Linked DNA regions of Homo sapiens: region 1 is linked to region 2. A link is a contact called in ENCODE Hi-C or POLR2A ChIA-PET data. All regions are on one chromosome and are shown on one strand. The core of a region is the stretch at or near the end of the contact, and the rest is flanking DNA. Distances in the headings are between cores, read along the strand shown. Region 1 overlaps USP25 (ubiquitin specific peptidase 25). Region 2 holds the start of NRIP1 (nuclear receptor interacting protein 1).

The links. Hi-C counts contacts between places; a loop is a spot of excess contacts on that map. ChIA-PET counts read pairs that join two places held with the same protein, here RNA polymerase II (POLR2A).
Region 1: a loop to region 2 is called in a map of endothelial cell of umbilical vein, with 3 times the contacts of the local background. The contact joins the enhancer-like site here to the promoter of NRIP1 in region 2. A Hi-C loop is called at or near these places in 1 of 168 maps with a recorded cell type or tissue (endothelial cell of umbilical vein). POLR2A ChIA-PET finds 5 or more read pairs at or near these places in 1 of 52 experiments (PC-3).

What each region holds. Positions count from the first base shown.
Region 1 is chr21:15,846,534-15,850,364 of GRCh38, forward strand. It overlaps USP25 (ubiquitin specific peptidase 25), which reads left to right. Exons shown (of 26, transcript NM_001283041.3): 19 at 1,130-1,243; 20 at 3,244-3,339. Among named protein-coding and RNA genes, the nearest start is that of USP25, 120 kb to the left of the region's middle. Within about 2 kb of position 2,223, at least 3 of the 41 ENCODE cell types and tissues checked have a DNase peak (open chromatin) inside an H3K27ac peak, as active enhancers do; they include PC-3 and endothelial cell of umbilical vein, where a contact is called at or near this core.
Region 2 is chr21:15,062,857-15,066,724 of GRCh38, forward strand. It overlaps NRIP1 (nuclear receptor interacting protein 1), which reads right to left and starts at 2,144. Exons shown (of 4, transcript NM_003489.4): 1 at 1,889-2,144. RefSeq lists enhancers at 496-545, 2,996-3,045 and silencers at 1,376-2,235, 2,486-2,665.

The DNA of each region.
Region 1 (3,831 bases), core at 973-3,472, 780 kb after region 2:
TAAACTCTTTTTCTATATATGCTTCCAGGAAGCCAGGAAATGTTCACATTGCTAAAATTTACCCATATTTCTAATGGAAATGAAACCTCTTTAATTGCTGTTATAAAAATGTTTTTTGTAATATCAAAACAAAAGTTTATCTTTGTGTATGAAAACTTATGCAATTCAGTTACTTAAGTTGTTTTCAAGCACCTTCAGTACTTTTGGCTTTTTTAATAGGTAAATAGTGGATATGCTAGTTATAAATATGTTGAATAAGATAAATAAGTATGTAAACATCTGTATGGTATTTTGAATGAATCATATTAGTGTCATGAAGTTTTGAATGAAATTTTCTGAATTTTACACTGACTTCTGTATTAGTGTAGATTACTGAAATACATAGAATTTGTTAACAATAAAAAGAAAAAAAGGAATAAATCTGATTGAGTTGTTAAAAATGGGTATCAGCTTCCAACAGCTTTTTCTTATTTTCAGCAGGTGTTTGTTGAACACTTAAGATATAAATATACTGGAGCCTCATAGGCTGTATATAATAAGTTAAACAAAATAGAATATGGATATTAACTGGATACACAATTGATTACCAAAAACAATAGAAGGATAAAATTATAAGGAAAAAAACCCTACAAATTCTGATGAGTTTAGAGGAGGTCATATCTTATTTTGGTTGAGATATCAAGAAAGGTTTTTGGGAGCTATTGGACTTTTTAAAAAATTGTCAGCTATACAGACAATAATAGAAAATACAACTCCACTATTTTTTATCTTAAGTACTTAAAGTTCTAAATACTTTCAGGGAAAAATGTAATGATATTGGTAATACCCAGTTTGAGGATGTAAAGGGAAAACTGCAGATTTTGTATTACTACTTGATGAATGCATTTGCTTCTGATGTTCAGTTTTAAGTGGTTTCATTTGATACCAAGTCAATGCAGGTATTTTTAAAAGATTTAAGAGTATGTGCTTAAACAGTTTAATAGTGCATGTGCGTTGGAACTTTTAAAAATAAGTCATATGGATACAGGGCTGCTGCTTAGGGATGTGCAGGTTATACAGTTGTGCAAGGATGCCATTGTTCTCCACTGTTCTCTTTTCTAATGTTTATATTAATGATTTCCTTCTGCAGAAACCTGAAAATACTACAAGCCAACCACTTTCTAATCAGCGAGTTGTAGAGGTGGCGATCCCTCATGTAGGGAAATTTATGATTGAATCAAAGGAGGGGGGGTATGATGACGAGGTACCTTTTACAGCCCTCTGCACCATTGCTACTTAACTTTTGCTATTTAATACAAATACTTTGGGCATGCCTGCACCCTCATACTTAATGTCTATTGCCACATAACATACAGCTTTGCCCCCTCATAGTCCAAAATTACTTTACCAATTATTAACAGAACTTTGAATTTCAAATGAAAATTTAAGTAGAAAACTTATGGAATTTGTCAAAAGAATTTTCTGTTTGTGGAGTTAATTCTTTTATGCAGAAATAGTACCAGTTTACTTCCAGGTTGGCAGATTACAATAAGATTTGTTTAATTAGTACAAAAATTTTTTGCATTTAAAAATAATTTTTTATATTCCATTCTTGTTTTACTGGAATTACTTATAATCCTTTTCCCACTATCTCCTGCCAGAAAATCCCACAGCATGATTGCAGGATGGATAATTGATATTTTTGCTTCTACAGCCTCTCCATGTGACTGTGAGTGGAGTAAGTCATCACCGTTACTGAGTGCCTACCGTTAATAGGACCTCCATGTTTATTCTTATCTCTTCACTGTTAATTCTCATTTACTTAGTTTTCCAACAGTATGGAGGCATTTTTGTTTTTCATGATTTAGTTCTTTGGAATCCAGATGAAAATGATCTATTGTCTTATTCTATCAGATGATTTTCTCCCCTTTTCCACTTTTCTCTTGAGACACTTAATATTACTCTTTTTGAGGAACGGCCAGTAAAGCTGTTTTTGAACAGGAACACAGAGGAGGCCGTAACTATTGGGTAGTGGGGGAGGGGGGTGATTTGGAAAAATGCTTGTTGGATTCTAGTTTTTGTGGGTTTGTATAAGAATTGCATTTATGTTAAGTTTTTTTTCACGTAACTTTTTTTCTGACTTACTCCAATGTTACTATCATGCTAGAGTTAATCACCAAAGTCAGAAGTGTCATAAAGACATATCACTGTACCAGTGTAAGAAATCACACGCCATAAAGAGAATAAGCAGATTTGTGAGATAAACTGGTCAGAGAGTTTTCTCAAGCAGGTGTTAGATATATTGCAATTCTCAGTATATAATCCAAAGTAAATACAATGAGTAATAGGTTCAGTGAATCAGAGGTGACGGAGGCAATCTCTTGATTTCTGTAAGATAGCTTCATAGGGCTTTGAGTAATTTCACTTTGCAGATATTTTAAAATGTAAACAGCTAAAAATAATAAGCTATTATGAAAACAAAAAAAATGCTTAAGTATTTGTACTTAATGGCTCTACATTGTTCTAGTTAACTATTTTATAAACATGCTGGCTCTTGAAAATTATGGGAACTGGCATGTTTTTAATAAACCTATCAATTTATTGATTAAGCAGTTAAGTACTTGTTTTAGGATGTGCCCTCTCTCATTTAAAAAAGTTGAATTGTGATTAATCATTTAACACTATCTTTTTTGCAAGTGCTTATGTGACAGAGTTGTGTGTTTTGTCGTTTTTTAAAATTTATTGCAGTGACAGTTTAACAGTGCATGTGCATTGGAACTTTTAAAAATGAGTTGTTATGGATACAGGGCTGCTGTTCAGGGATGTGCAGGTTGTACAGTTCTGCAAGGATGACTAGACAAGGGGCAGAAGTGGGAAGCAAATTGAGTTCATGATGAGCTCTCTGAGGCTTGAGGAAGAGGTACCTTTTTTAATTGGTAAAAAGGGATGTTGCTTTTTCTAAATAGTTCACTCAGAGGATAGCACATTTTTCTAATTTGTTTGTCTAGAAGCAGGGTGCCTTTTTCAAATTCTCCAATTCAGAGAGGATGCCTTTTTGCAGTTTGCACAAAGGCTCCGTATGAGCCAGCTGTGCCCTGTATGGATGATCTTAAAAGGTGCTTACATGCATATTGGATTAAATTTGGTATTAAAAGTGCAACATTTGATTTATAAATATGGAAAACAAAAGAGTTTCAGCTTGCATGTGAATAAATTATTTTAGTTTAAAAACCTTTTTTTAATGTTAACTATCTTCTGTGGCAGATCATGATGACACCGAACATGCAAGGTATTATCATGGCGATAGGTAAATCCAGGAGTGTATATGACAGGTGTGGCCCTGAAGCAGGGTTCTTTAAGGTACAATGAACATTTTCATTTTCGTGTCTTTTCTTTTTCAAAATTAAACTTCTTAAAATATTTTATTTCTTTGAATTCAGTTTGGTTTTCTGTATAATTTCTCTTTTCCTATCTTAGTTATGGCCACCGGATATCCTAGGGTTTTATTTTATGTATTAATTAACCTAATACTGATTGTTTTTCTCTTAATCCAGGTAATTCAAGAAAAAAATCTTTTTATTTGAGTCACTCTAATAGTGTGCTTTTGATTTGTCAGCAGAAATTTGAATTGTATTTTTTATTTGAAGGGAATGAGGACATTAATGAACAATAATAAGAACTGAGTAAATTGCCCTGGTAATAGTTTATTTTATCTTCATTGTTCATATTATTGGTCAATATCATAATATTCTTTAATTTTATTATCATTAGGTACTAAATTGCTTTTTCGTTTATAAAATGATTTATTTATTATATTATTTTTGTTATGTTTCCCCATAATTAATTTTTGAT
Region 2 (3,868 bases), core at 894-3,393:
TAACAATATTTTAGGGTGTTAAAATTAGCAAAATCCAAGTTCTGCAGAGTTTAGAAATGCATGTAAAAGAGGCATTAAACCTGGTTTTCAACTAACTTCCCACAGGCATTAAACCTGGTTTTTCAACTAACTCATTTGAATAAAATCAACAACGAACAGTCCTTTTTTTTTTCTGTTATGTTCTGATGTATATTTTACTCACACTCCTAGGGCACTTTTAAAGGTAAGTTTGGAAAGAGGTCTTTCTCCACCAGAGTATGAAACAGACTAGAACAACCAATCCTACAACCTGCAGGGCAGTAGCCGCTCCACTAATTGATTCTCCTTCTTTGTCTCTAGGAACTATGCCCAGGCAGAAAAAAAGTTACTGTAGGTGATGAAGCCAGTGCTCCCTGAACCAAATAAACCCTATCGACGTTACCGAACTGCCGGGCAAAACCAGAGCAACTCACTTACTTGGAAGGTGAAAAACACTTCAACATACTCCAGGCGGCAACCGACACTTAGGGGCCAGGCAGATGAAACACCATTTGTTTAAAAAGTCTATTATTTCACTGTCTCTTCAACAAAGGTGGAAAACTGATGATTAAACACTGAATAATGCCACCCACTTACTAAACCTATGATTCACTAATAAGCAGGTTCAATGCAATTCATAACTTTAAAGAATGAATTACCGAAGCCCCTTGCTTCACAAATTCCCCCAAGAAACAGAAAGAGCATTCATCACATATAACCCGACAACCATTTTTACTATGGACACCTACAGATGGCTTCTCTTCCTCTAAGGACACAATTTCCTTCACAATCCCACATGTAATCATTTACAATACCAGAAACAAACTCCAACTCAGTTCCACCAACTGGGTTTTTAAAAATCCTTGTGCCTAAGAACGTCTTTTTTCCCCAAAGTAAAATGTGCCATTAAAAAATATTTTTAAAACGCAAAAGTGCTTATCATTCCGTACTTCTTTTACTACCTTCAGCAGCCAATTATTGACGTGATAAAAGGTAGAAACTCCTGGAATGCTTCAGAGATCAACATGTGTCACAGACTCCCAGCCTGTCCGCCTCTAAGACACAGTTGGTTCCTTTGTTCCTTCTGACTGAACACCAACTCCTGATCAAAATTGGGAAACTACTTTGGAAGGGATGGGAGGGTCTGCAGAATACATCCACGGAAACCTTCATAAAACAATATTCAATCGTAATAAGGTGGACACAGAAGAAGGGAGAAAAGGCAGCCTCCCGGACTTCCACCGGGCTCACCCTAAATGGGGGCCGGCCCCTGGCTCCTGGTAAAATGATGGCTGAGGCCTCGGGTCCGTGAGCCTCGCCATCGGGAGGGGACCGCGAGTGCGGGCAGAGCGGCCCGGGGTCGGGTGGGGGCCGGGCGAGCTGTCCCTTTTCCTATTCACTTTCCCAGCCGGGTATCCAGCGAGCAAGGAGCAGGGAGGCACCCAGGCGAAAGGCGCCGCCCAGGATCCGGCTGGACAGCAGGACGGAGAGCGGCGAGGCGAGCGGTGCCCGGGGTTCGGGACCGAGAGGGCAAGCGAGCGGGGGCAACCCCGACCCGGCCCCCCGAGTCCGGCCCCGCTCAGGGGCCACGCGACGGCCGCCCCCTTGCCCAGAACTGGCACGGACGGGCGGGCCGACCCGGGGCCACTCCACAACTTGCCGGCCCGCCGCCCCGGCCCCCCGCGAGAACCCGGAGACTCGAACCAGGCAGCAGAGGCAGGATTTCCCCGGAAACGCGCCCTCCCCGCCGCCCCGACGCCCCCGCGGCCCTGCCAGCCAAGCGAGAGCCGACGCGGGCCGCGCTCCCGGGCCGTTTCCGGCGGCGCCGGCGGCCGCTACTCCTGGCGCCCTGGCCGCGGCCGTCACTCACCCCAGGCCGCCGCGGCTCCCAGCCTCCGGCTCCGTCAGGCTCGGTCCGCGAAGGCGCCTGCCGCCCCGTCCTGGCCCGGCGCCCCGGCGAGCTCTTCCCTCCGACCAGCGGCGCTCACGGCGCAGCGGCGGACGCGAGGCCACGGGCGGACGGGCGCGCGCGGGTGGCGGGCGGGCGTGGGGCCGGGTCGTCCCTGCGCCTCGCCGCCGCCTCCTCCGCCGCCGCCTCCCGAGTTCGGGGCTCTGCTGCAATGTCTGCGAGGCTGACTTTGAGCGCCTCGCTCACCGCCCGCCCGCAGCCGCGCTCCTCCCTCCGCCGCCGAGTCCGCCGCGGCCCAGTCCCTCCCCTCGCCGCCCCACGCCATTCAGCTCTTCAGCCAAGTTTCTTAACCCTTTTCTCCCCCTCCCTCCCATTGTCACCCGGTCAGGAGGAAGCCGCGCGGATCCGGGCGGCTCACAGGAGCTGCGGAACCCCCTCTGTTTCGTGGATTTCCTTCTCGCCTGCTCTCCGGGTGTCCCAGACGGGGCTGCAAGACCCGGAGGCAGCGAGAGGACCGCGTCCCCGAGAGAGGGGCTGCACGGCGCGCCCGGGCCGTCCCCCGGGCTCCCAGCTCTGTCCAGCCGCCCGCGACCGCTGCAGGCGCCTGGACAGCTCCTCCTGGGGACCGGGGAAAGCGCTCTTGGGACCCAGGCCGAATGCTCCCGTTTGGGCACAGCCTGGGGGCCGGGGCGCCCCAGACGCTCCAGGGTCCCCGCCTGCCTTAAGCGTCTACCTCCTCCCCTTCACCCCACAACACGCGCTCTCTGGGCCCCCTTTCACCCACCCACCCCCAATTTCTATCTCCTTGTAATCTGTGTGTCCTGCTTTAATGTTGGGGGGCACGGGCGCGAACTCTGGGTCACTTTGACCCCACGCCCAGCACGTAGTAGGCGCCCAGCACTCGTGTGGAGCGACTCTGGGAGGAAAACTAGGAAGGAGACCTGAGGAGCGCCCCGCTCAGCTCCCTGGACAGACGTAGGACCCAGGAGCAGGGTTAATCCTCGGCTGCTTTGTCACTGCGAAGTCTCCAGCGGAGTCTGTCAGCCAATCTGCATCATCCCCGGGAAGGATCTGACCCAACAAGACAAGGGAAAAGGAGCAGGGCTGCTACTTCTTCAGCAGCTCTCCTCGGTTCGGTCTCCGAATAAGAAATAACAATTACATCACGAGGCCGGGGCGGCAGCGCGGTGGAGCCTCTCGGTTTCCTGCAGCCTAATCTCACTGAACCCGCCTCTAAATTGGGGGGGCCACAGATTGGTGAAACGAGAAAGTGGAAGGAGGAGAGAGTCATACGAAACCATAATTTCCCCTTATCCTTGTATTTGCTGTTTGAAAAATCGTATCCTCAACGCTCCCCAGACATCTCACTAGAACTATTAACACCCCCTCAACACCTCCCCAGATGTCAGGTTTCTTTTTGACTTGAGCATCTAGCATTTAGTAATTCGCCATGAAAAAAATTACCAGGGGAAGCGAGTGTTGTTGCTGAAATTGTTTTTGCTTGACACAAAAAAGCTAAAGTACAGCTTAGTCTCACCCGAAATTCTGAAACGGCATGCCCGTGTTAAAACACTTATTACATAAGACAAATGAGCCGATGAGGCACTCCATTCTTATATGTAGGTTTTCATATCCTGAAGAATTTGATAGCATTTGGAAATGAAGTTGCTAATGCGCTTAAAAAACAAAAACTATCCAAGTCATGAAACTGTATTCTGTGCCTGTTATGTAATGGCTGTATTGTGTATTGCAAATTTCACTTAACCTTTAAACAATATGAATGAGAGTTTTAGAATACTGTCACAGTCTTGAAAGTGAAAGCAATTTTTCAAATTAATGCTTAATAAATTCAGCACCCAGCACAGTGCCGGGCACATAGTGCCAATGTTTTCCTTAGTGGCAATGGCACATTTTAAAACAATTATTTTTCATCACCCTAGT